Linked DNA regions of Homo sapiens: regions 2 and 3 are each linked to region 1. A link is a loop called in an ENCODE intact Hi-C map of the cell type or tissue named here. Cell type or tissue: dorsolateral prefrontal cortex. All regions are shown on one strand.

What was found. Hi-C counts contacts between places; a loop is a spot of excess contacts. Peaks named below come from ENCODE experiments on the same cell type or tissue, not always from the same donor. Only the 100,000 strongest peaks of a DNase experiment are listed, where the experiment ranks them.
Region 2: a loop joins it to region 1, with 4 times the contacts of the local background. A loop is called at or near these places in 3 of 110 quality-filtered maps.
Region 3: a loop joins it to region 1, with 5 times the contacts of the local background. A loop is called at or near these places in 11 of 110 quality-filtered maps.

The regions. Positions count from the first base shown.
Region 1 is chr10:113,057,742-113,065,741 of GRCh38, forward strand. The region is part of intron 5 of TCF7L2 (transcription factor 7 like 2); the gene reads left to right. Among named protein-coding and RNA genes, the nearest start is that of SNORA87, 16 kb to the left of the region's middle. RefSeq lists an enhancer at 402-1,030. In dorsolateral prefrontal cortex, no CTCF peak of the experiment used is centred here; DNase peaks (open chromatin) are centred at 1,820, 2,868 and 3,100; H3K4me3 peaks cover 2,894 bases; H3K27ac peaks cover 3,195 bases.
Region 2 is chr10:112,717,259-112,725,258 of GRCh38, forward strand. All of the region lies in intron 7 of VTI1A (vesicle transport through interaction with t-SNAREs 1A), which reads left to right. Among named protein-coding and RNA genes, the nearest start is that of MIR4295, 87 kb to the left of the region's middle. RefSeq lists a silencer at 3,832-4,126. In dorsolateral prefrontal cortex, CTCF peaks have their summits at 4,028, 4,230 and 5,729; no DNase peak of the experiment used is centred here.
Region 3 is chr10:113,000,204-113,008,203 of GRCh38, forward strand. All of the region lies in intron 4 of TCF7L2 (transcription factor 7 like 2), which reads left to right. Among named protein-coding and RNA genes, the nearest start is that of SNORA87, 41 kb to the right of the region's middle. RefSeq lists enhancers at 6,128-6,848, 6,849-7,569 and a silencer at 7,067-7,361. In dorsolateral prefrontal cortex, no CTCF peak of the experiment used is centred here; DNase peaks (open chromatin) are centred at 2,319 and 3,132; H3K4me3 peaks cover 623 bases; H3K27ac peaks cover 3,738 bases.

The DNA of each region.
Region 1 (8,000 bases):
CTCAGAGGGAAGGGAGGTGGCTTTTCTCAGGTGGAAAGCCAGACCTTTTCAGTGGTCATTCAGTTCATAGCTAAGGTCTTATTTTCTGTGCTCTCTGTCGGCTGAAAATGGGCAAGGTAATTTCACATAGTGACAGGAGCCATGTCAGAGAAAGAGCAGGACAGTGGGACAGAGAGGGACCAGGCTGGGGGCTGTTTGAGATGGAGGGTCAGGAAGAACCAAACTAAGATGTGAACAGTGGGAGGTGTTGGAGCTGTGGTGCTTGCCTAGAAGGACCCTCATCGAGCAAATAGAAGCTTCTGGCAGGAAGAAGTTAATGTCTTGCGTGTGCCCTATGTAGGTTCATTAGGGCCTTTAAAGGGGGAAGAAGGTGGTGGCTATAAATGTTACAATCTTACCTTTGGCCCCTAGGGATTCTGTCTTTCAACCTTGGTTCAGTAACAACTTGTGACTGCCCAACAGGGCTTCCTTTCGGGAGAGAATGGCTTGTTACATTCAAATATGCCATGAAAGTATCACCATTTATTTCAGTGTCTGATGCCCCAGCTTGGGCAGCCTGAGCAGGCTCTGAATGGGTCTGAAGAGGCCCTTTAGAGTAGAGATGAAGAGGGGGTGGGGAATCCTCAATTCTAAACAAAGAGTCTGCAATGGGAAGATGGCCAAATGCTGTTTTTGGAGTGGGTGAGAGGGAAAAGAAAGGTATAGATGGTTCGTTGGAAAATGTGGTTTTATACCGGGTTTTGGTGTCAGGTCCCCGAGGGCAACATGGACTCCACACTGTGATCCTCCGGGCAGCTCATAGCCCCAGCCCCTTCCTTTTGCTTCCTGGTCAGTTTGTGAGAAGGAGGGGTTGTGTCTCCAATCTGAGCAATAAGGGGTCTGAGGGGGGTTGGATCCATGTGGCTTTCCTGTGTCTTGTTCCTTGTAAAAGTTCCAGGTTTTGGGTCGTGAGCTGTGTGTGTGTGTGTGCGTGTGTGTGCGCTGTACGTTAATATGGAGAGATGGGCTTGGGCCAGTGGGAAATAGAGAGACCCGCAAGCACAGAGTGACAGGGTTTGATAGTAAGCAGCAGGCCAGCGTTGCTGCTTTTATTCCTCGGTAAATCCTTGCACAATGCCATATGCTCTTGCATTCCGTAGCTGCTGCATAGGGTGTGATTTAGTTAATGCCCGCTCTGCAAACAGGAAACGGTGCTCACTGCTGTGTATGCTTTTCATGGAGATAAAGTGTCAGGAGCAAGACCCCAAACCTGCGAAATCACTAATGCAACCGCCCCCCATGCCCCAAAAGGTGGGAGTGGGGGATAAAAAGAGTAGGAAAGTGGTGTGGGGAGGGGAAGCTTTAGGGCCATAACTCAGACAATTTGTCAGGCAGTGGCATCGGTTGGGAGGAAAATATTGATGTACACTTTTTGTTTTTGAACCTGAAGTTTGGGTTTTTTCGGATGCATTGGAGGACTTTTAAATGTTTTCGGAGTGCCAGAGTTTGGACTGTTAGGTCACCGTAGGTACCGGCTTGCATATCATTTCAGAGGAATATTTTCAAAACTCCATAAAAACATGCGGCTTTCAAGGCTGGACCACTTGTTCAGGTCCTCCTCCCACCCCCCACCCTTTTTGGCAAAACCATGCAAACATTGGTATTCAAAAATATTTTGTTACTTTTCTTGGCAAAGTGTTCCAAGAAGGAATTGCAACACAGTCTCAGAGTTAGGAGGCAACTTTCTGGGGAAAAGGCGGGGGTTGGGGAGGTTTGGAGTTTGAATCAAAAACAGACACCGAAGCTTTAATAAAATAAATGAAGCGGAGCCCTTTCAGCTCACGGTGGACTGTGTTGGTGCGCGGGTCAGGCTTTAACGTGCCTAGTGGAAATTGACAGTCTGAGAACTGGGACATAAACAAAAATGTCAGTCCCTGGGAGTCTTGTTCACTGGACAATGTCTCAATTGTTCCTTTGGTTTTCAAGGCAGCAGGGAGAGTGGAATATTAACTGTTTACTGCCCAAAGCTGGCTCGGAAATTGCTTGGAGAAGGGGAGAAAAAAGACAGAAAATCACATTTTTTATTTAGAAACTATTAAACATGTCAGTAAGAGATAGGAAAAGAGCAGATTGTTTTCTCCTTAATTATCTGCCATTCACTTCCATATTTCTGCATACCATTTTTGGGGTGTGTGTGTGTGAAGGAACAGCAGGGTGTTTCTTTTTAAATTTGAATGTTAGCCTTGCATATTGTCAGTTTTTAAAGCTTGCTGGCATGTAGATTATCCGCCCCCGGTGGATATGACAGTGGGCTTTAGGAAAGGAAGTGTGATTTCTGATAACATTTACATCTTAGCTGTTCAGCGGATACCCTGTTAGTGTTTGTTCTTCAGAATGCTCAGATAGAACAAAAATCAAGTGGTTGGAATTTTAAAAAACAAAATGTATTTGGCTCTCCATAAAAATGCATTTAGTGATAAAGGGGGGCAGCAAGTAACTATGTCTGAGAGAAGGAATTGCAGGCACAGAGGAGATCCAGAATTCTGTTCACACTTGAATTTACTTGATTCGAGAAACAAACAGCAAAGCCTGGTGTATTGGCCTTTATCTGGGCAAAGTTCAAAACTCAACTGGTAATTATGTCCTTAGAAGCCTTAAAAGGACTGTGTTGTTACAAAAGCAGTGACTGAGCTTACTTCTTCAGGACCGAATGCACTCGAGTTGTTTGTTAGATAAACTTGTTTTAATAAATGGGGGGGTCAGGGGAGAGGTTTCTGTTCTTGGAAGATTCCCTGATAAGTAGCTTTCTTCTCTTGGAGAACTTCAGGCTTTCTCTCCAAGCGAGGGGTTTGCAGGCAGCTAAAGTCAGCTTCGGCTTCTGCTTCCTGTCAGTCAGGAAGTCACTTCCTTAACCCAAATTACAAGCTAGAGCACAACTCCCCAGCCATACCGAAAAGAGCAGGTTTTTCCCAGAAGACTGTGTTTCTAGATGCGGAAGTGTAAATTGGTACGCTGTGTGATCATGGAATGCCCAAAATACATAGGGAACAGTGTTGTTGGAAAGAGGCGCTGTGTCCCCAAGGAGAAGACGCCGCCCAGAATGGCTGGATCGCCTGTTGTGGCTGAGTGCGAGGCAGCTGTGGCTGGCTGCTGTGTGACGATGACCTAGTAGCCACCCATGTGGAGTCCTGGCTGCCTCAGAACCCTATCACATCTAGGCAAAATCTTGCATTTTTTATCTGGGAGGCCTGAGGACTTCAGGGCTGGTGGATAGTAAGCTCCTTGGTTATCTCACAGATACAAGAGGTCTTGGGAATCCACGATCAAACTTGATGTGTGCGTTTACCCTCCTCCCTTTGAATCTGTTATTCAAATATTTAAGCCTCCAACCTTGTGGCCCCTACCTGCACCACCCCTCACCCCCCCGACAAAAATCAAGCTCTTGACCTCATGGCTTCTTTCAGTGACCCTTGGGGGACAGGGTTTCCCAAGGCTGGTTGCCAGCTGGCATGGTCCCCCGTTGGTGAAGTGGAGACCTGTGTTTTTTTGGTCATTTTGCAAAGAGCTTATGGATGACAGCAGTTCTCTGTGCCTCGCTGGGACAGAGTGTATTCTGAGGTCCAGCGTCTGCATGGAGATCTGCCTATCCTTCACTTGGGGTGCTCAGTAGATAACGCGGCCACTTTCCTATACATTTCCTTAATTTAAGGGAACAGCGTAAACTCAGCCCAGGTGGATTAATCTCTCCAGTGACTTTTGAAACTTCAATTTCCAATTTCCCTCTTATGTCTAGGTGTGAGTGAGGATACGTGTAGTAATTGTCGCAGGTATTAGTGAGAAAGGGTGCAGATCACACAAATATTTCACACGTTATTAGTTGGACCAGACTTTGGAGGCAAGGGAGGGCCGTGTCACCTAGGAAATTTGCTCTTCCGTGGAGATGAAAGGGCAGTGAATTAAGTGCCTGCTTTTTCTCCCTTTTTCCCTCTGACGGTTATTGATCCTCCCCTGGAACTGTACAGTTCACGTTCTGATCTTTTTCTTGACAAAGGGAATTCCCAGTTTGTTCGCTGGCGAACGCACTAGCAGGTGAGGAGTTAAAAGTTGGCAACGCCTGCCCTCTCGAGAGTGTCAGGATTTTTAGTCTCTTCCTTGAGAGCTAGAAGATGTTTCTAAAAGAATCTCTTTGGTGACTTAGAAGTGGAGAGAGCTTTAGAAGCATGGCACAAATAAAAGGAAAGAGGCAAACACCGTCATTCTACATCTGTTTATTTTGTTATTAACAAAAGGCAAGGCGATTTTCATTAAAGTTTTGCTGGGGTTGGGGTTGAGGGTGTAGAGAGCAAAAGTGTGAGTTGTACACCATGACTGGAATCGCTTGGACATACTCTTCAGCAGACATCGTGTGACTGTGGAAGAAATGAGTTTCATGAAGATGACTGATAGAAGGAAGCCACTGAACCAGTCCTCTATCACCTCTTCCAAGGCTAAAGTTTGGAGCCACTTGCAGAAGGCTCTCCTCAAACCCCTGTGTTCTTTGCCTACCCCTGCTGTTGCCACATCATCTTGGAGAGCTGGCTGCTTCCCTCCTCAACTAGAAGTTCCTAGTGCCTGCTTAGTTCTTGTCTCTTGCTTCCCAAGTGCTCACAAAATACATCCATGTTCGCTACGAGGAAATGGACCACATAAGGTTTCCGTGAAAACCTTAGCCCTTAGGTCTAACACAGTAGGAACAGAAGTTAATGTTTTCCTGACGTAGAAGTTTCTCTTGCTGCTTCTGGTCACATTTCTTTCTTGTGTGGTTCTTCTATGGCTACTGCACTTTTTTTTTTTTCTTACTGTCTCCCCCTTCCCCCACACACCACCTTTTGGGGATAGGGTGGCAGGTGAGAATATAAACAGATAATGGTTAAGAGATAGTTTAGTCTTTCTAGGCCAGATTATTTAGTTTTTGCCATCTAGGTAAAATTCGGTCCAATTAAGCGTCCATTAAGTGTTTTAATATAAGCTGGAGAAGGAGTTGAACCTGGAGGTCAGGGCTCTGTGGTCTATTACAGTCCCCCTGGGGTCTCTAGCCCAAGGGAGACTCCAGGGTCTTAATAAATGACTGGGGGTTTCATTTTGAGGCCTTTACTACCAAAGACTGAATAATACATTGGGCATGATGGTTTTGTCCTAAACATTAACAGCCACAAAAGGTAGAGAGTGTGTCTGTTTATAGATACACATGTATCATGAATAATTAGTTGGGGACTGTGCATCAGGTCTCTCATTTTACATTCGAGGAAGCAATGCACGGAATGAATTCTGGACCTGCGAACTCTGAATTTCAATTCTCTGTCTCCTACTTTTACTGGAGTGCTTGCAAACAGTACAGTGTTTTTGTTGTGAAGTTATACCGTGCCTGTAATCTCTCTGCGGGTGGCCCTCCTAAGCCCTACTTCAAGAAATAGCTCTAAGCTCATGACACCCGCCCCACCCGATGCCTACATATGTCTTATATCCTTGGAGTAGTGTTTGGGGTTGCAAATTTGACTTTAGGGAGACATACTCTCTGATGATAGGCTAATGCTTATATTTACTGATAAACTTCCTTTTTGACGGTCATGGGCTTCGGGGGCCACCCAACCAAACTGTGTGGCTGCTTTTATGTTGGGCCAAAAGACAGGCTCCTTGTGTCCTCCCAGTTTCTTAAACAATGAAGTCATGGCATTTTACAGTGCTGGTGAATGGATTGAGATTGTGGTGGCCCTGGAATGTGGCACTGCTCTGGCTGGAGGGAAGATGAGAGTGAGGGATGGAGAGGAGAGGAGAGCGGGAGATGGGAACCTGGTGGACACAGGAGGGAGTGTGAGTTCTGAGGGCCAAAGGAAACTTGACACCGGATGGGACATTAATCTGATTCTGTTATCTGAGGCTGTCACCAGTCCTCCCTGTCCTCCTGGCATGCTTCTGTTGAAACCCCCACACCCGGGTGATTCCTTGCCTCTCCCAAGGAGCCGGAGGGTGGAGAAAGCAACAAGAAAAAGGAGCCAAGAAAAGAGCAATGAAAGAGTTCTTTAGGAAAAGGGGAAGGTCCCGAGAGATCTGGTAAATGTTAAACTGAAGGGCCAGGCATGAGGAAGAGTAGGCAGTAGGAGAAGAGTGTATGTGTGTGTGCACATGGATGTGGCGTGTGTGTGTGTGTGTGTGTGTGTGTGTGTTTCGTTGGATGGATGGATGATGTGTCGTCATCCAAGCAGATTCAAGGAGGTTCCTAAAAGGCAGTGAGGTTCCTGAAATAGACAAGTCTAGGGAACTCCTGCGAGGAAGGGGAGGCGTTTATTGGTATTTGGAGAGATTGTTAAGAGCTTGCTGGAGTCAGGTGGAGTCCCTGCCATTTTGCCTCTCATCTCCTGAAGAAGGACTGTTTCTTTTGGGATATGTAACAGGCTTCCAATCAGGCATCACAATTTTCTTGCTTGAGGTGTTTATTCTTTCACTCAAGCTAGCCGGAAGGAGCCTAATACCTGTCAGGAACTGCCTCCTCTGGGAGAGGGAGGGGCCAGGCCCAAATGGTGGCTGCAGAGGTATTTACCAGCTGGTTCCGTGCTCTGCAGAAGGTTGGTGAACATGTAAATGCGGGTAGTAGGCTCACATCTGCTTCTGTTTTTCCTTTTTCTGTAGGCCAGGCTGAAAGCTTAATAAATTGTACGAAACCCAAGTAAGCATGGATGTTAAAGAACATTAAATAAATTATATAAGTATGCCTACCTGTAACACTTTTATAAGGCAAATGCACATGGGTTATTTTGCCATAAACGTGCACATGGACCAAGATTTATTCTAAAGCCCTCTTGTTTCAGCCTTGCTGCTGGTGAAGGTACTACTGTTCATCAGCTTTTCCCTTTTTTACCTGGCATGCACTGTAGCTGGTCTTGGAAAATGCGATAATGATGCCATAAGTACCCTTGTGCAAAAGTTGTTTTTTGTTCCAAAACATTGCCAGTTCACGGCATATAAAACTACCACGGATGCTTCAGCCGGGTTTCTTTTTCTCCAAATAAGGCAAGCATTAATGAAGCAGCTGAGGGCTTGGGAAAATATTTTGTCATTCCCAAAATGAAATTTCTTCCCCTCTCTAGGCCTGCCCATTGATTTTTCAGCTGAAGCACAAGTGTCTAGCCAGACTTGGTGAACAGTAGGCCTTGCACCTAAACTTGTCAATTGCCATTGTCACCTCTAATGACCATTGATATAAATAATGCTCAGCCTTCATATTTCCATGCATATTCACCCAGAGACCAGAAGGCTTTGTGTAGAGGATGGTGGGATCATCCCATTCCATAGGGAAAAAAGGGCCAGGTTCCCTGACTCCACCTGTCATTGAATTACAAGCTGGGAAGCTGGGCCAGGCAGAGCTCCAGTTGCCAGACACTGTGGCCGCTCTGGTACCAGCTACTCCTAGTACCCAGTGCAGGCAAGGTGTTTAGTGTGGCCTATGAGGATGTTGTTTACCAGGCAGCAACCTCATGAATAGGCAAAAGGCCTGTTTTGAATGCCTCCTGTTTAGAAGTCTGAAATGTCACATCCAGACAGTTTGGAAACATTTTAGGTGGAGTCAAGGGCAGAGACCAGAAGACATTCATAGATCTGCAGTTGCAGATGGAGACTTTGTTCCAGCTACCCATGGTGTGAGTATACCTTACGGGTGCTATTTGGAATAGGACCTTATTTTTGTTCAGTATATTGGACAAAGTAATTCCTGCTTCCAAACTCACACAGTATTTATGTGGCCCCGGCTGTCTGGCTTATCCACCTGCAGCTGTGGAATTACTTATGAAGCGCTTAATATGCAGCCTCGGTTTCTTTATCTGTTAAGAATCGGGATAACTGGGGCTTCTGAAGGGGTAGGGTCATGTAGCCTGGTGGTTAGGACCTCTGGCTTTAGAGATGGACAGGTTTTGGTTTGGGCTCTGGCTCAGCTGCCTCCTTGCTTTATCAGCTTGAGAAGTTAATAATCTCCAAGTTTCCTTATCTGT
Region 2 (8,000 bases), 340 kb before region 1:
TGCCCTTTCTATTGTTGATGATGTGACTCTCCATTCAGTTCTCTTTTTCTCTTCTCCTGGTTATCTGTTGCTGAGTAGCAAACCACCCTAGAAATGCAGTGACTTCAGCAGCAGTCTCTCAGGATTTTGGCGGGTTAGGAAAATCAGGGGTTGCTTGGCTGGGTGTTCTGGCTCAGGGTCTCTCATGAGCCTTCTTCAGACAGAGATCAGAGCTGGAACTATGTAGGGGGGACAGGAGCCTGGAGTAGCTCGGGACTGGCTGGGCACCTTTCTCTTTCTGTCATTAGTCAAAAGGCCCTTCCATGTGGTCTCCCTGCATATGCTGGTTTGGGCAATCTTACGGTATGGCAGCCTCAGACTTGGCAGCCCAGGGCACCTAAGGTGAGAGCTACAAAAGCAAGAGGCAGAAGCTGTGTGGCTTTTTCTTACCCAATCTAATAAGTCACACAGTGCCACATTCTGTGCCTCATTCTACTCAGCAAGACAGTCGCAAGGGCCTGCCGAGGTTTAAGGGGATGGGATGTGACACATACCCCACTCTTTGATGCAGGGGTGGCAGGTTGACGAAGACCAGTGGGGCAGGAAATATTGTTGCAACCAGTTTTGGAAAATACAATCTGTCACATCCCCGAAGAACATTTTCATCCACTCACATAATCCTTTAAGTTACCTAAAAATTAATTTACTCATTACGGTGTCGCCCACAACCTTCCTTGCTCCCTTCCCACAGCAAAATCCAAGGCCTCAGTGCACACACACAAACCACAAAACTCCTGTTGTCTGAATGAGAGTCAGTCACTCAAGTGTGTACTGTCCCCATCAAGATGACAACATTTTATAAGGATGTATCCTGTTGCCCCATCTTCTAGGAATTTGCACTTCCATCCATTGTTAAAGCCAAATATTGCTCAGATCTTTCATGGAGAGGCCCCTTTGAATCTAACCCCTGCAAACTAGAGACTCAGGAGTGAATGATTTCAAATCTCTATTTGCTCTGCACCTGGGAGATTGATGGTACTCTCATAACAAGTTTGGTCAATGGCATTTAGTGGAGTACTGAATGCTTCAGGGAGTGAAAAAAGAGAAACTGAAAGAAAGGCCCAGATTTTGGGCTCAAGGAACTTTACAAACTGAAGCATTAGCATGTTCGTGGTAAGAAATCTTCTGATTTAAACAAATGATGTAAATTTTACATTTTTTAGTAAGCACTACTTCAAGTGTGCTATCTTTAATGAAGACTTTAATTCTTGTTTTTACACATATGTAGAAAACAGAAGTTGAGTTCTTCAAACATTTGTTATCAAAAATATAGGATATATAAGCACTGAATTGGAAGATTTTTTCCCCCTTGGATAATCTAGAAAAGAATATAGCTCTATTCTGAAATCCCTTCTCATTCAAGAGTTATCCAAGCAAATAGTGTTGACCAAGGTGTTGAATGCACCAGTAATAATAATGCTACCCTTTCATAAAGCTAAGTAATCAGGAATAATGCTGAAAATAAGAAGACAGTCATTTATTTACTCTGTTTGGCATTGTTAGTACTAATAATGCATTTCAACACAGTAAAATTGCTAGATAATGCTTTTGTGACTTTTATGCAGGTTATTGTTATTTAAATGAACAGTCGACTGCACTGTAATGAAGAAATGCATGCTTTTCCCAACTCAGTTATCAACCAGAATTCTAGGAAAATGAGAATTTGTGTCTGCTTTCATTCACAGAGCAAACTAGAGGTCAGTGTTTTCAATATGAACCTTTTTTTAGCTTTTCAACAGTGAATAATTAGGAGCTGCTGCTTCTGAAATTACCTGTATTCACTGTAGAGAAGGAAAGACTTTTATCTTTCACGATGAAATACATTTTCTCATTCAAACTTTGTCATTCTTTTTTTAAATGGCATTTTACATCACTGAGTCGATCCTCGGTAGTAAAATAAAAGAAATATATTTTGTGAGCTGCAATAGCCTTGTTTATTCAATTTTACTTCCTTAAATTTCATCTCCTCCTTGAAAAATGATCCAAATGCAAAAATGGGTTTAAAGCAGTTGAATGTACAAAGCAATTATCCACATAAAATGCTATTATACAAACATACATGTTCCTTGCACTTTGATTAAATGGAACTGATTCTTGATCCTTATCGATTATGTGCTTCTATTGTTTTTTTAACAGCTTTATTGAGATATAATTTATATGTTATATAATGCGCCCATTTAAAATGTACAATTCAGTAGCTGTTAGGATATTCACTGCATCATGCAACCATCACCACAAACAATTGTAGAACTTTTTTTTTTTTTTTGAGGCAGAGATTTGCTCTTGTTGCCCAGGCTGCAGTGCAATGGTGCGATCTCGGCTCACCGCAACCTCCGCGTCCCAGGTTCAAGCGATTCTCCTGCCTCAGCTTTCCGAGTAGTTGGGATTACAGGCATGCGCCACCACACCCTGCTAGTTTTGTATTTTTAGTAGAGACGGGGTTTCTCCATGTTGGTCAGGCTGGTCTCAAACTCCCAACCTCAGGTGATCTGCCCGTCTCAGCCTCCCAAAGTGCTGCGATTACAGGCGTGAGCCACGACACCCAGCCCAATTGTAGAACATTTTTATCACCGCAAAAAGAAATCTGGTATCCATTAATAGTCACTCCCACTTTCCTGCCAGCCCCTGACATCCACTAGTATACTTCCTGTCTCTATAGATTTGCCTATTCTAGATATTTCTTATAAATGGAATCATACTATATGTGGTATTTTGCGTCTGGCTTCTTTCACTTAGCATAATGTTTCAAATCTTCTTATTGACAAATAATATTCCATTGTATGGATACATAAATTTTATTTGTCCATTTATCAATTGATGAACATTTGGGTTGTTTCTACTTTTTGAATATTATGAACAATGCTGTCATGGACATTTATGTACAAGTTTTTGTGTGAACATACACTTTCATTTCTCCTTGCTGCCTACTTAGGAGTAGAATTGCTGGGTCATGTGGTAACTTTGCATAGCTTTTGAAAAACTGCCAAACTATTTTCTAAAGTGGCTGCACTGTTTCCCAGTCCCACCAGCAATGAATAAGTGTTCCAATTTCTTCACCTCTTCACCAGCACTTGCTTTTGTGCATCTTTTATATTATAGTTTTTCAAGTAGCAGTGAGGAACTATCTCATGGTGGCTTTGGTTTGCATTTCCCTAATGTCTAGATGTTGAACATTTTTTCATGTGCTTATTGGCCATTTGTATTTCTTCTTTGGAGAAATGTCTGATTCTATTGAGTTTTTAAAAATTCTTTTGCCTCACCTCAGGCATGTGGTTAGCAGAACCATTAGAAACAAATATATCTTCCTAAAGGGAGGGATTTTCAAACAAATGTATACGTTGAAGATGTTCTTTTTACCATGGTAGTATTTTAGATTAGGCGATAACTGAATTGTTCTCAGGAAGCAATTTGCTTCTAAAACTTTGTTTTCCGTTTGGTTAGCGATACGGATATTAGTGGTCCCAGAAGCATACCTAGAAAGATCAGCTTGTCTAATTAACTCATTTTACCAATTAGGAAAGCAAGGACCTAAGAGGTGAAATATGTGGGTCACATGGAGAATTAATGATAGAGTTGGAATTGTATCCAGGTGGAGTATCTGAAATTCTCTGTTTATTTTAGAGAGAATATAGCACTTTGCCACTAGGTTCTCACTGATTTAAAAAAAAAAATGGTGAAAATGCCCTGCAGTTTACTCAGTGACATTTATTGTTGAGTACTTAACACATATTATTTTCTTCTATCCTCATAGAAGCATATGTAAGATTGATACTTTTATTTTCTCGTTTTATGTGTGGGGAAACTGAGGTTAGCTCACTTTTTCAATGGCACCTACATAGTGAGTGGCAGATTTTCTGATTCCAAATCTGCTGTGCTCTGTTTCTTCTGATCTGTCTGAGGAATGAAAGACAGCATCAGCACATTGCTTCCTGTGCCATCTTCCAACTTCTCATGGTCACTGAAACAAATAACCGATAGGTGGCATCAAGGAGCACTCACTTACCATTGCCATAGTTAACAGTTATTTAGCAACGCTACAATACCAACTTCAGAAGTAGAATATATGGTTCTGTGGACAGAAGAATTGTTCAAATGTAAGAATACTGTACCTTAAGGCACCAATAACAGAACAACTTACATTCATAGGGTACTTTTCAGTTACAAAGCATTTGACTTACACTTTTAATTTGATGCTCACAATTTGACAAGCTTTTCATTGTCTTTGTTTTTATGTACTTTTAATACTCATGATGAAACAAAGGCCTGAAGGGCTTTAGTTACTACGGTCCTAAAGTCTGAGGCAGAGCTGCTTTTCAAAACAAGTCTCTTGGCTCCCATGTAGTCCTGTGTATTCCCTCCAGTGTACCATCCTCCGCCATAATGATGTGCTGTTGGGCACTCATTTGAAAGGAGAGGAGACTTTATACCATTATTTCAGACAACAACAGAGCTATGAACAAGTAGAAGTTATAGGGAGGCTAATTTTGAACCCATATAAAGAAGAATTGATCTGTCCAACAATGAAATGTGTTGTCTTATGAAGGAGTGAGGCCTCTTGTCATTGAACTGTTCAAACTAGGGCTGACTGACCATCTGGAAGGATCTTGCAGAAGGCATTTCTGCATTGGGGGAGGTGGGGAGTGTGTTTGTGGTGCTGAGAGATGTTAGATGGCACCTAAGAGCCCTTTCAACTATGAAATTGTGGATCTTTGTTCTTAGTTAAGAGAGTAAGCTGGTTTAAGGGGTCCTCTGTATCCTTATTGAGGAAAGAGAGTTTAGCTCTGATACACTCTTATCCTGCAATGTTAAGGGTACAGGGTTTTCTCTTTAAAAGAAAGTAACCAAATTTATCAACCTGGATTACTGGTTTGTAAAAGGTTAGAACAGCTGTTCCCATCTATGTTAACAGATGCTGTATACAACAAGGGATCTATATTCAGATAAGATTTGACTATCGCAAGGACAGAAAACCAAACACCACATGTTCTCACTCATAGGTGGGAATTGAACAATGAGAACACTTGGACACAGGGTGAGGGACATCACACACCGGGACCTGTCGTTGGGTGGGGGGATGGGGGAGGGATAACATTAGGAGAAATACCTAATGTAAATGACGAGTTAATGGGTGCAGCACACCAACATGGCACATGTATGCATATGTAACAAACCTGCACATTGTGCACATGTACCCTAGAACTTAAAGTATAATAATAAAAAAATTAAACATTTTTAAAAAAAGATTTGATATGAGCCTGCAACATGCTGTTGTTCTTTGTGACTATCCAAGAGAAAGAGAAAAGAGGCAGCAATTCCAAATTTGTTTTTTAGTTTTGCAAAGTGCTTCAGAGGTCAGTGGCTCTCAGCCCTTGTTGCTCGTGAGAATCACCTGGGGAGCTTTTTAAAAATCAGATGCCCAGGCCCCACCGCAGACCAAATGAATCATATTCTCTAGTTCCCAGATACTGGTGGGTTCCCAGTATCTTAACAGCTGTCCGGGTGATGCTTACATGAAACCAGAGTTAAGAAGAGCTCATCTAATCAGTCTACTCTGAGCATGAGTCCAGGCAAAATCTGGACGTTTGCTTTTGTAATTCAGCTTCTTGTCTAGCATTTCTATTATCAATTCAAAGCCAATGCTCTTTAGTACAATAAGGGGCAGTGTCTTACAGTGGTTCACACTGCTGCTCTTGAGCCAGACAGCCTGGCTTTGTCCACTTACTAGCTTTGTGACGTCAGGAAAGTTATTTTAATCACTCTGTGCCTCAAGTTCTTTATTTGTAAATCAAGATAATAATAGTAGTTACAAAGTAAAGGCTAAAGTTAATAAAGACCCAAAAGAAAATTAAAACTCTACATATTATGATATTATAATTACCACCATCATCATCGTCCTCCTCGTCACCATTATTGTTTTGTTGTTGGTAGCAGTGGTGTCCTGCTAGGTGTTAGAAGCTAGGAACCTATAGAAAAAGTGCTCTTCCCTGTACAGGACTATACCTGGCCTTACTTGAAAACTAAGAACTCTTAGCAACATTAGCAACATACTTCTCAGCTCTAGAACTTCCCGATGAAGTGGAATGTTTTGCATCGGACTTTTTGCAAGAAGATCAAGCTTGAACCCGGTAACCTGTTTTTCCATCGAGCACTTGATTCTACATTAAGATCAGGCCATAGCTCTGCAAGGTGGGGGCCCGGACTGAAGGGTCAGGCTGGGTTTCTGTTTCGTAACTGGGAAAGGCATGTACTGCATGCGGCAGGCTGACCTCCTGAATCTTCAGGACAATCTCAATTTCAGATGGCCCACCCTGCTGATCAAACCTGTGGTTTGGAAAGCATGGTTACTGCTAAATAGGAAGCAAGGGCTCCAAATGCCAGTGTCCTAATCGTTTAAAAAGTAAATATAATTTGAATATGTGGGATAGCCTCAGAGAAAAATCAAAGAACACAATTAAGCATAGTTTCTATTTAGTTTTCAGTTGATGAAGGAATAATTTGAAGTTGCTCTAGTCACTGAGAGTACAGTAGCAATAGTCCTCCATTCTCTGGGATTCAGGGCAAGAGCGGACATTATGTGCATATTACAGGTTTTCTAGCACACAGATTCTATCAAGATAGCCTCTAACTGCAATTGTGGACACTGGTGGAATATTCCTAGCAGGAGCTCAAAGGATTGTAAAGCTGAATAACATCTTTGTCTCAAGAACTTATATGAGAAACTTTTTTCCCTTTTTCTCCTACAAGCATTTAGTGGTTCACCATTGCAGACACTGCATATCTTTGTATCCCACACAGTCCCCATGTTAATAGTTGTTTGCTAGTTGTGGTCATTTAATTGAAAAAAGCTGGCACAGAGATATTACAGGTCCCAATAGGTCATTTCTGTATCAAGTATGGTGTTATTGCCTTTAACCAAGCCCTGTCCAAGGCCAAATTTATTACATGCATTAATAACATATAAGAGGATAGACAGAGAGCTGAAGAAAAGATGTGTGTGGCCTTTAAATATGCCAATCATCTACAGTTCGGAGGGTTGCTTACCGTGACATATTGCCAGCTGTGCATTATAGAATTCCAGATGGCATGGTACTGTTGGTACTTGTTTTGGATTTGCCCTGGGAATGAGGTTAAAGAGGACACCAAACTATGGCTGGGATCCTTTTGCTTGCCTCTTCCAGGGTAGATCCTGGAAGGCTCTATCTCCTCCAACCAATCAGAAAGCTGCCCTGACCTCTCTTGGGGATTATGAACTCAGCACAAATTGCTCTTTCCCCGTGAATTCCCATGCACCTAGTAACCCTGCACTAAGAGAGCAGTGAGTGCATTCCCTCATGTAATCTGTGTTCGCCCTCCCTCAGACCCCAGAGCTGGGGCAAGTTTGGACATGAACTCAAAAACTCTATAGATAAGGGTTGTGTTTTCATTAGCTTGCCTGTCTTGCTTGCTTTATATTCTGTGAGATTTCCTTCCCCCATCCCCCCTTTTTTTGAAAAAAAAAAAAAGAAAAAAAAACAAAAACCTTTTTACAGAAATTCACACACAGAGACAAAATAGTGTAATGAACCCACATGTCTCTAACACCCATCTTCAACAGCTACCAACATGTCACCCTTCTTGTTTTATCCTTCTCTCCTCTTTTTGTTTTGTTTTGTTAGAGTGTTTTAAAGCAAATCCCAGATGTCTGATTTTACCTGTAAATATTTCAGTATGTATCTCTAGAACATACAGCATAACTTTTAAAAAACGTAATCACTATTTAGAAATGACTGCATAACCTGTCTGGGTTCAGTATTTCCTAATTGTTTCCAAAGCATTCACAAATAGCTGGACGGTTTAAATCAGGCTGCAAACACAGTATATCTATTGCATTTGGTTGATCTGTCTTTAAACGTTCTTTAATCTATTACAGATCGCCCTCCTGTTTTTATTACATTTATTTGTTGAAGAAATTGTCCTGTAAA
Region 3 (8,000 bases), 58 kb before region 1:
AGTCTCACTCTGTTTGTTTACTCCATCTGTGATGGGTGTAGGCACCATCTTGGGGAGCAAGCTGTGATAGAGAGGGAACAATACCTTGTTAATGTTTGTCTAATTCACTACCCAGGTGCATGGTAGTGAATTAGACACTACTTTGTAGGTTCTGGAGGGAAGAAGAAAAGACGAGACCTGCCTGGACTGGGGCTTGAGACCACTGTCAAATACAAGTACAGTTGTACAACTGGTAGGGAGTGGGTCATAGTATGGCCGGTCTTTTTAAAGGTGAGGAATTCTTAGGCCCAGAAAGGCAAAGTGACAGATCCTGGATTTAACCAGCAGCCCAGATTTGAGGCCTAGCACATAGCAAAGCACCATAGCTATTCAATAGCTGCCAAGTGGGAGTTTGGATGATGGCTTTCCTGGACAGCGAAAGCAGTGATGTTTGCTTAGGATGGCCTTTGGCAGTGCTGCTGTTATCCTTACCACTGGCAAGCCATCTCACGGGCCCGGAGGGGAGGGCAAGGAATCCTAATTCTGTGAGAAGGCTCTGGGTACATGAGTGTGAGATATGGATACCCTAGGCTCTGCCCCTGAAGACAGTGGCATCGGATTTACTGCACTATTCCAGTCGGACAGGCACCTTAATTTTTCTCTTTCTGGGTGTTTGATATGGTTGGGTCCTATTTCTTCTCCTCCAAACCCCGCTAGGGCCATTCCCCCACCCTTCACTTCCCGGCCTTCCACTGCAGTCTCTAAGGATTCTGCTTCATCTTTATGTGTGAACAGGGTTTTGACAAACATGATTAACTGGGTATTTTTGGAAGGCTCAGGAGGAACGCAGAGTGCTCCGGAGGGCAGGCCTGGAGTCAGGAATGCTTCCTGCAACCTGTTCGTGCAGTGAGCGTGTCTTCCTCGCCCTGCCCTTGGCTGGGGAATGTGCTGGCTTGGAGGGCAGGAGAGTGACAGGCGGTTTGAGAACTCCGGGCTCTCCCGTCTTCGGATGGCTCCTGTGAAAGCAGGGCCTGAAACTTTTATCGTCACTGCTGCAGGTGAAAGACTTTCATTTGGCTGTAGTGGTCCAACAAAGAGTATTTTATTTATGTGTTTCCAAGCCCTTAAAAATTCTTTTAGGGCACATCAGTGGGGAGTTAATAGAAACTTTGAAATAAGAAAAATGCCTGCAGGGTAAGTAGAACCCCAGCCAGCCAGCTCCGAGTTCTGTGCTGTTAGCTGGTAGGTTGGTTCTCAGAGAAGTGGCTGGCTGGCTGGGTTACGGAGCCCACATCTCTAATGCCTTAGTGTTCAATCATTAAGTGGATTTTTTTTTTTCCCTTCTCTTCTTTTGGTTTGGAGGGAGGACTACTCTAAACTTTACTCAGGGCAGGGTAGCTCCTGAAAGGGCTCCCTAACCTTTCTGGTTTATGACACAAAGAAAGTTTGGAGGTACTGGGATAAGAGATGGCTTGGGTGACCCCCCTATCATGCCCCCTAACACATACACAGCAAACCAAACCAACTCACCCTTGATCATACTCGTTGTTTACACGAAGGGAATTTTTATTGTCTTGTGAGTGTTGAGTGATGATTAAACAGAAGAGATGTGACTCCAAGCCTGGCTTCACTAAGATAGTCTTGTTTGTTTCTTTTCCTCCAAAGTAATTTCCTAAAGAATTAAAAGCCCCTTTGAAACCCAGCACTACCTTGTCTCTGATTATCAGCATAGGCAGGAAGGGCTTTTAAGGTCTGAGCCCAGCTGTTTAGAGGCTACGAGACGTGAGGCAAATCCTGGTATCTCTCTTTGGGCCTCAGTTTCTTCATCTGTGAAATGGCACAGTACTACCCTCCACCAAGGATGATGATGAGAATTAAATGGGATGACAGGTTTCATCCCCAGCTCCTGTTCTTAGGAAGGAAAAACTGTGACTTATGAAGCCTGTAGGTTGTGTTCAGGTTTGTATGAGGCCTCGGACTTCATACAAAGGTATCAAAGTGGCAAACCCTGATCCAGATGTTTTCAGTTCAGTCAGCTGGTCCTTGAGCCTGTTGTGTGCCAGATATCCTGACCAAAGAAGCTAGATGGGAGCTGCTGTGTTGTTCCTTGGGGCTGCTGGATGCAAGTTGTTTAGGTCGGCGGTTTTCAAATGCTGGTGATTTTGCTCACCAGAGGACATTTGGCAATGTCTAGAGACATTTAGCATGGCCAGTCATTGGGAGGTACTCCTGGCATCTCGTGGGCAGAGGCTAAGGATGCTATTGAACATCCTGCAATGCCCAGGACAGCCCCCTGTGACAGGAGTCATCCAGCCCAACATGTCACTAGTGCTGCAGTGGAGAAGCCCTGGCTGTGTGTGGGGGTGTGTGTGTGTCCTCTTCTACATTTGATAAGGTAACTCACACTTGCTGCCCCCATGATCGCTGTGGGGGATGCTTATCTATGCCCCAGTCCTGGTGTTGGTTGATGGGAACATCAAGATTCAGGCAAGATGGAAAATAGCCCTTAGAACTAGCAGGAAAAGAATCTCCTTTCATTTGTCTAGAGGTTCTGTTAAAGTGCCTTTGCTTCTATTTTGAGACTTGTTCTTAAAAAAAATGCGGATATGAAAGAAAATAAAAACCACATTATCCCTCCACTTTTTCTTGGAGGAGGATGTGTTGAAGAAGTCAAAGTTCACCATCCCTTTAGATAGAATCATTTTGAACAATTTCATATGTCAATACATTTTGCTCATCTCTAAATTTCATTTTAGAGCCTGTGGTGTTCTGTGCATGGATATGTGTGCGTGTATGCACACAAAAATAAAAGGAAATATTTATTCTTATGAATAAGTATAGAAATAAATTAATTTTTGGAATCTCAAACTATCAGAGACTTATGTAATAACCAGAGGCAGGCCTGATTATGTATGGGCAAAGCATTTGTGAACAATGTCTCCATTGTATAACATACAAAACAAGCTTTTCTTCCACATTGGATATGCAAGTCGGCCTTCTCCAATAAGGGCCTGTCTCTTTCCAACTCCCCCCACCTCCCACCTTTGAGCAAACATTATTTATTGTGGCTGATGTGTGATCAGGTCTTGATTTGGGGCCTCTTTTTGATGCCTTCTCTTTGTGGGATCTCACCCACGTGCCCCTGGAGACCCTTTGGCTGCCAGGGCCTTTGTTTCCCAGCCACCCATGTGGTGCCAGTAGTGTCTGCTTTGTAGCGAGCTGTCCCCAGAGCCTCAGCATGGCTTGGGGATGGTCTCTGAGGTTGGGCTTGGATCCCTCCCACTTTTGGGCTCAGAAAGAATGACTGCCCTCTATTTCCCTGTCCCTGCCCTCTCTTATCCTGTTTCCCAGCCCGCATCATGTTATCTTTGCTTCTTGTAACTTACCAAACGATTTATGGGCAAGTAGGGGAGGTGAAGAGGGAACTCATCTATCAAGATAACCTACTTTGTGCCAACCACTGAGCATAGCAATTGTCCCTTCTCCAGCCCTCTGAGGACCGTGGATGGGATTCTCATGAAATGAAACAGGTGAGGAACTTTTCTTTTAGGGAACTTGCTTGAGGTCCCACAGGCAGCGAGTATCAATCAACGTCAGGATCTGAGCCCTGTTCTGTTCGGCTGAAAATATACTCCCTGAGATGGTGTAGGCCACCATGGCTTTCAGCAGGCTCTGTGCTTGGTGGAAGGAAGCTGGAAGCTGTGTACACACCCACGGGGAACAGGGACCATAGAGGAGCACCTTTTGAGTGCAGAACCTGGCGAAACATACACCTTTAGAGGGATTTTAGGTACCCTTGAGGCTGGGAGAATCAAGCAGAGCTAAGTTTCCCATTGGGGTGTCACAGACTGAAGAAACAGAGCCCTAGGTAGCACAGGGAAGTTGATTGCCCAGTATCAGTTAGTTTGGCTTTAATGACTGAGAAGAGATTCCACCAGTTCATTGAAGAGAGGGCGGACTTTTTATTGGAGGAAAGAAGAGTGCCTGTAAGTAGAGAAGTCTCCGGGGTGTAGTGCTGTTTGGGGCAGGAAGAACAGTGTGAGCCACTGTGGAGAGAAAGCCCAAAGAGTCTTGGCAGGGCAGGGAGTAGGATGGATTTGAAGCCAGAGGAAGTATGGGGTCTCTGTAGACTCCAGGCAAGCCATGTTAATATTTTAGGAAGCCGTGATGGAGCTGCAGATGGGTGTGGAAGTTAAAGTTTAACTGTTCATTCACCAGTCCTTCCCCTGGAGAATGTGCAGCACGTGGACAGTGGAACTTTAAGGTCCTTGGCTTGTATTTCACACCCAAGAGATGAATAGGTCCAGGTATGTCATAGACCAGACTAATGAAATAACAAATTTCTTTTCAAAAATTTTACTTTTTGTAGGAAAGCTTCTCTGTCTGGCATTTTTCTTCTCCCAGTTGTGACTCAATCTTAAACGTCTTCAGACAATTAGCATAAAATTTCCCACAGTGAATTGACGTATACTTTTGAGGGTTCCATTTCTTTTTTATTTTTTTTTTCTTTTGAGATGGAGTTTCTCGTCACCCAGGTTGGAGTGCAATGGTGCCATCTTGGCTCGCTGCAACCTCCGCCTCCCGGGTTCAAGCGATTCTCCTGCCTCAGCCTCCTGAGTAGCTGGGATGTCAGGCACCCGCCACCATGCCCGGCTAATTTTCGTGTGTTTTAGTAGAGATGGGGTTCCACCGTGTTGGCCAGGCTGGTCACAAACTCCCGACCTCAGGCAATCCGCCCGCCTCGGCCTCCCAAAGGCTGTGATTACAGGTGTGAGCCACTGTGCCCAGCCTAGGGTTCCATTTCTTAACCCCTCCTTCTGATGCCTCAGAAAGTCTTGCTCTGTAAGCCTCTTGTAGCTGCCTCGGTTCAGGGGAAGGGGGAGGCTTTTGTTTTAGGACCGTCCAGACCATAGACACATTTCCTGGCACCTAGCACGTGTTGGGTCAAACAGGAATGATGAATGCATGCATGAATGAGGTTCTTAGCGCTGAAGACGGTGTCATAGGTGGTCTACCACGCCGCCTGATCATTCCAATGGCCCATTATGAATGTGTGTGCTGCAGGGCCCTCCCACGATCCCGTCAGCACTGTGCATGTTGTGGGGAGGTGCTGGGAGAAAGACTGGGTCTCAGAAGATGGGTTAGAGGTGGGTCCTTCTCTGCTGCTGGCTAGCAGGGTAGCTGTGGAGGGGTGCCCCATCTTGCTGGTCTTAAATTTTCTCACTGTAGGCAGGGAGCATGACCTGGCTGAATTCTAAGTCCTTTTCTACTCTGAGGTTCATTGTGGGTGTGACCTGCTGGGCTCAGCTCTGGCTTTGGGAGACACCCTCTCCCCTTGATCTCGACAACCCCTTAGCAGAGCCCAGTGGCTCCTACAGTGCCCTGAGCTGCTTGCCCGAAGGATGCGGTTGTGGTTATCTCACCCCCTGCCACCCTGTTTGCGCAAGGGTTTGAGATTGTGTGGCCCCTCCTTGTACTTCGGGGTGAGGCTTGCTCCAGAAAGGTGGTCTGCAAAGGGGTTGGCTGGGGGGGAGGAGGAAGTCATTCTCCAAGTGTTTGTCCTCATCGTTATCCCAAATTGCTTGCCTGGAATAAGGAAGGAAAGAAAAAAAAATACTCTTGAGTGGTTTGGGCCAGGATTTTAGCTGATGGATCTGGTAGTTCCCTCTGTCAGATTTGTTTTCTTTGAACTGTCTGGGCCGGTCACAGTGTCATTGTTTAAATGTGGAATGTAGGTGTTCTGTGTTCTGGGAAATAAAAACCAAAACTGGTCCAGGGGATCCACAGAGGTAAGAAAAGAACATTCCAATAGGAATGTTTCAGAACCAGGAGGGGAGGAGAGAAAAACGGCTCTGTTGGTCTCCTAGAGGAAGAACTTGTTAGATTTGGGGAGAGTCAGGATAAATTTGACCCTAAGAGTCTCTGATTCCTTTTAGAGACTTTTCTTATAAGAAATAAAATGGAACTTGGGAGAGGCGGCAACTTGGGAAACAGCACATTCTGCCGTAATGAAAGTCGTCCCATAAGAATTTCTCTATCCCTTTAGCCAAATTTCTGTTTCTAAAAGGGGAAAAGGGGCTAGAGATAGGCTTGTTTGTTTTCTTAGTTGAATCTTACTTTTTGTATTTCCAGCCCATTCTGCAGGGTAAGAACAAGCACAGCCCGAGGGCTCACTCAGTGTGATGTTCTAGAGCCTGGCTCTGCCTCAATCCCTCACGCTGGAGGATCAGGCAGCAGGGGCCAGTGATGGATTTTTTTTTCTTCCTTTCCTCCCCTATTAATATTTACTGAGGTATAAATTACAGCAAAGTGCGCAGACCTAGGTATCTAGGACTGTGAGGTTTTCCTGTGTTACCTGTGTAACCACGACCCAGATCAAGATAAGGAACTTTTCTGGCATCTCAGAGGCTCTTCCTGCTCCCTTTCAGACTCCGTCTCCCAGAAGGAACTACTTCTGATTCCTATAGCCATAGACTGAATTTTCTTTTCCAACTTCATATGCATAGGATCATCATGGGTGTTTTAATTTTAATTTCATGTCTGCTTGCCACTCCCAAATGGAAATGTGTTGGCATCTCTGGATGTTTCTTCATAAGAAACATGCCCTGTGGGGCAAAGCCCAGGACAGGGCTGTGCTGCTGCTGGAAGTCCTGTGCAGCTGGCCAGCCTCTGCTCACCCCTCCGGCCACGCTGGCACTTTCAGCTTCTCCAGCCTCCTGCCCTTCCCACTTCCAGTCCTGCACCTGCTGTCCTCACTGATGCACCTGCCCTTTTCCTTCCGTCCTTTATGTGGCACACCCTTAAGGGAGACATCTTCCTGTCTGTGTTTTGCACCCTCTTAAAACTACATTCCTTTCCCTTCAGCATTGGCATCTCTGTCCTTGTGTATTACCTGGGATGACTATTCAGTTAACAAATGCTTTCTTCCTAGGCTGTGAGCCCAAGTTTGTTGGATGATTGGATGGGGGCACGTTGTGTGAGAGAAGGATCATGGGGTAGCATCTGGCTCTCTTAGAGGTGTGTGGGGGCGTGTGATGCCTGCCAAGGCGCTTTCGTTCTGGGGGGTTCTGTGTGTTTGAAGCACTTGGGTTGTGTGTCCCTGAGGCCTCCGTCACGGGCAACCTCATTCCTTCTCTAGCCTCCATCCCCTGCCCCCTGCCCACCCCAGGCCTCTGGAGCTGGCTCCCTTTCCTGCTCACTCTCTTTTGGCCAGGATTTTAACATATATCACAGGCTGGTAGGCTAAGAGCTTGGGACTTCCCCTCACCACACTCAAAGCCTTTGATCTTTTGCTTTGGAGGTAACATCAAAAGGAAGGCTGAGGAAGACAGCCAGGCTGTGAAGTTCAACGTTCAAGTTAATAGCTTGACTGAAGGTTGTGCTGCGTTGTGGCAGCATCACCGAGGCTGGAGTAAACAGAGTGATTCTGCCACATTTTCCTGGAAATGCACCCCAATATTGGAAGAGGGCTTCTTTTACATTCGGAATGAATTCAGGCTGTAGTCAGAGCTGCTTTTCCCTTTCCCCATTTTCCTTGGAAGTGTGAAAACTTGGGGGAGAAGATGTTTGTAGGAGGGCATGATGAGGGGTAGAGGAAGCCCAAAGAGAGGATCTGGGGAGGGGAAGCCCCATGGGATGAGACTCTGAAGTTATCCTTGCCCCGATTCCGGGACTTGCTATCTGCCTGCCTTTTGGCGTGGTGTCTCTGTGCCCCTGACTGTTCCTGATTTAGCGAGGTGTTTCTGAATTCTGATGGAATTCAAAGAAGCCTGGGCAGGCAGGCAGCTTGACTTGGGGCTTGGGGAAGCGTGCAGCCCAGACATAGCAGCGATGAGAGGGCCTCAGGGCTGAGGGCTGAGATGAGAATTTCATCACATGCAAAAGTGAAAGCGACCCATCGTCTTCTCCACTTGATCTCTTGCTGAGCTTTGCAGACACTTTGGTTGTTGTTTAATTTAACATTTTCTGCAATGCTCCTTTTTTCAGATTTTCATCCAAAGCTCTGTATGAGAGGTTTTCAA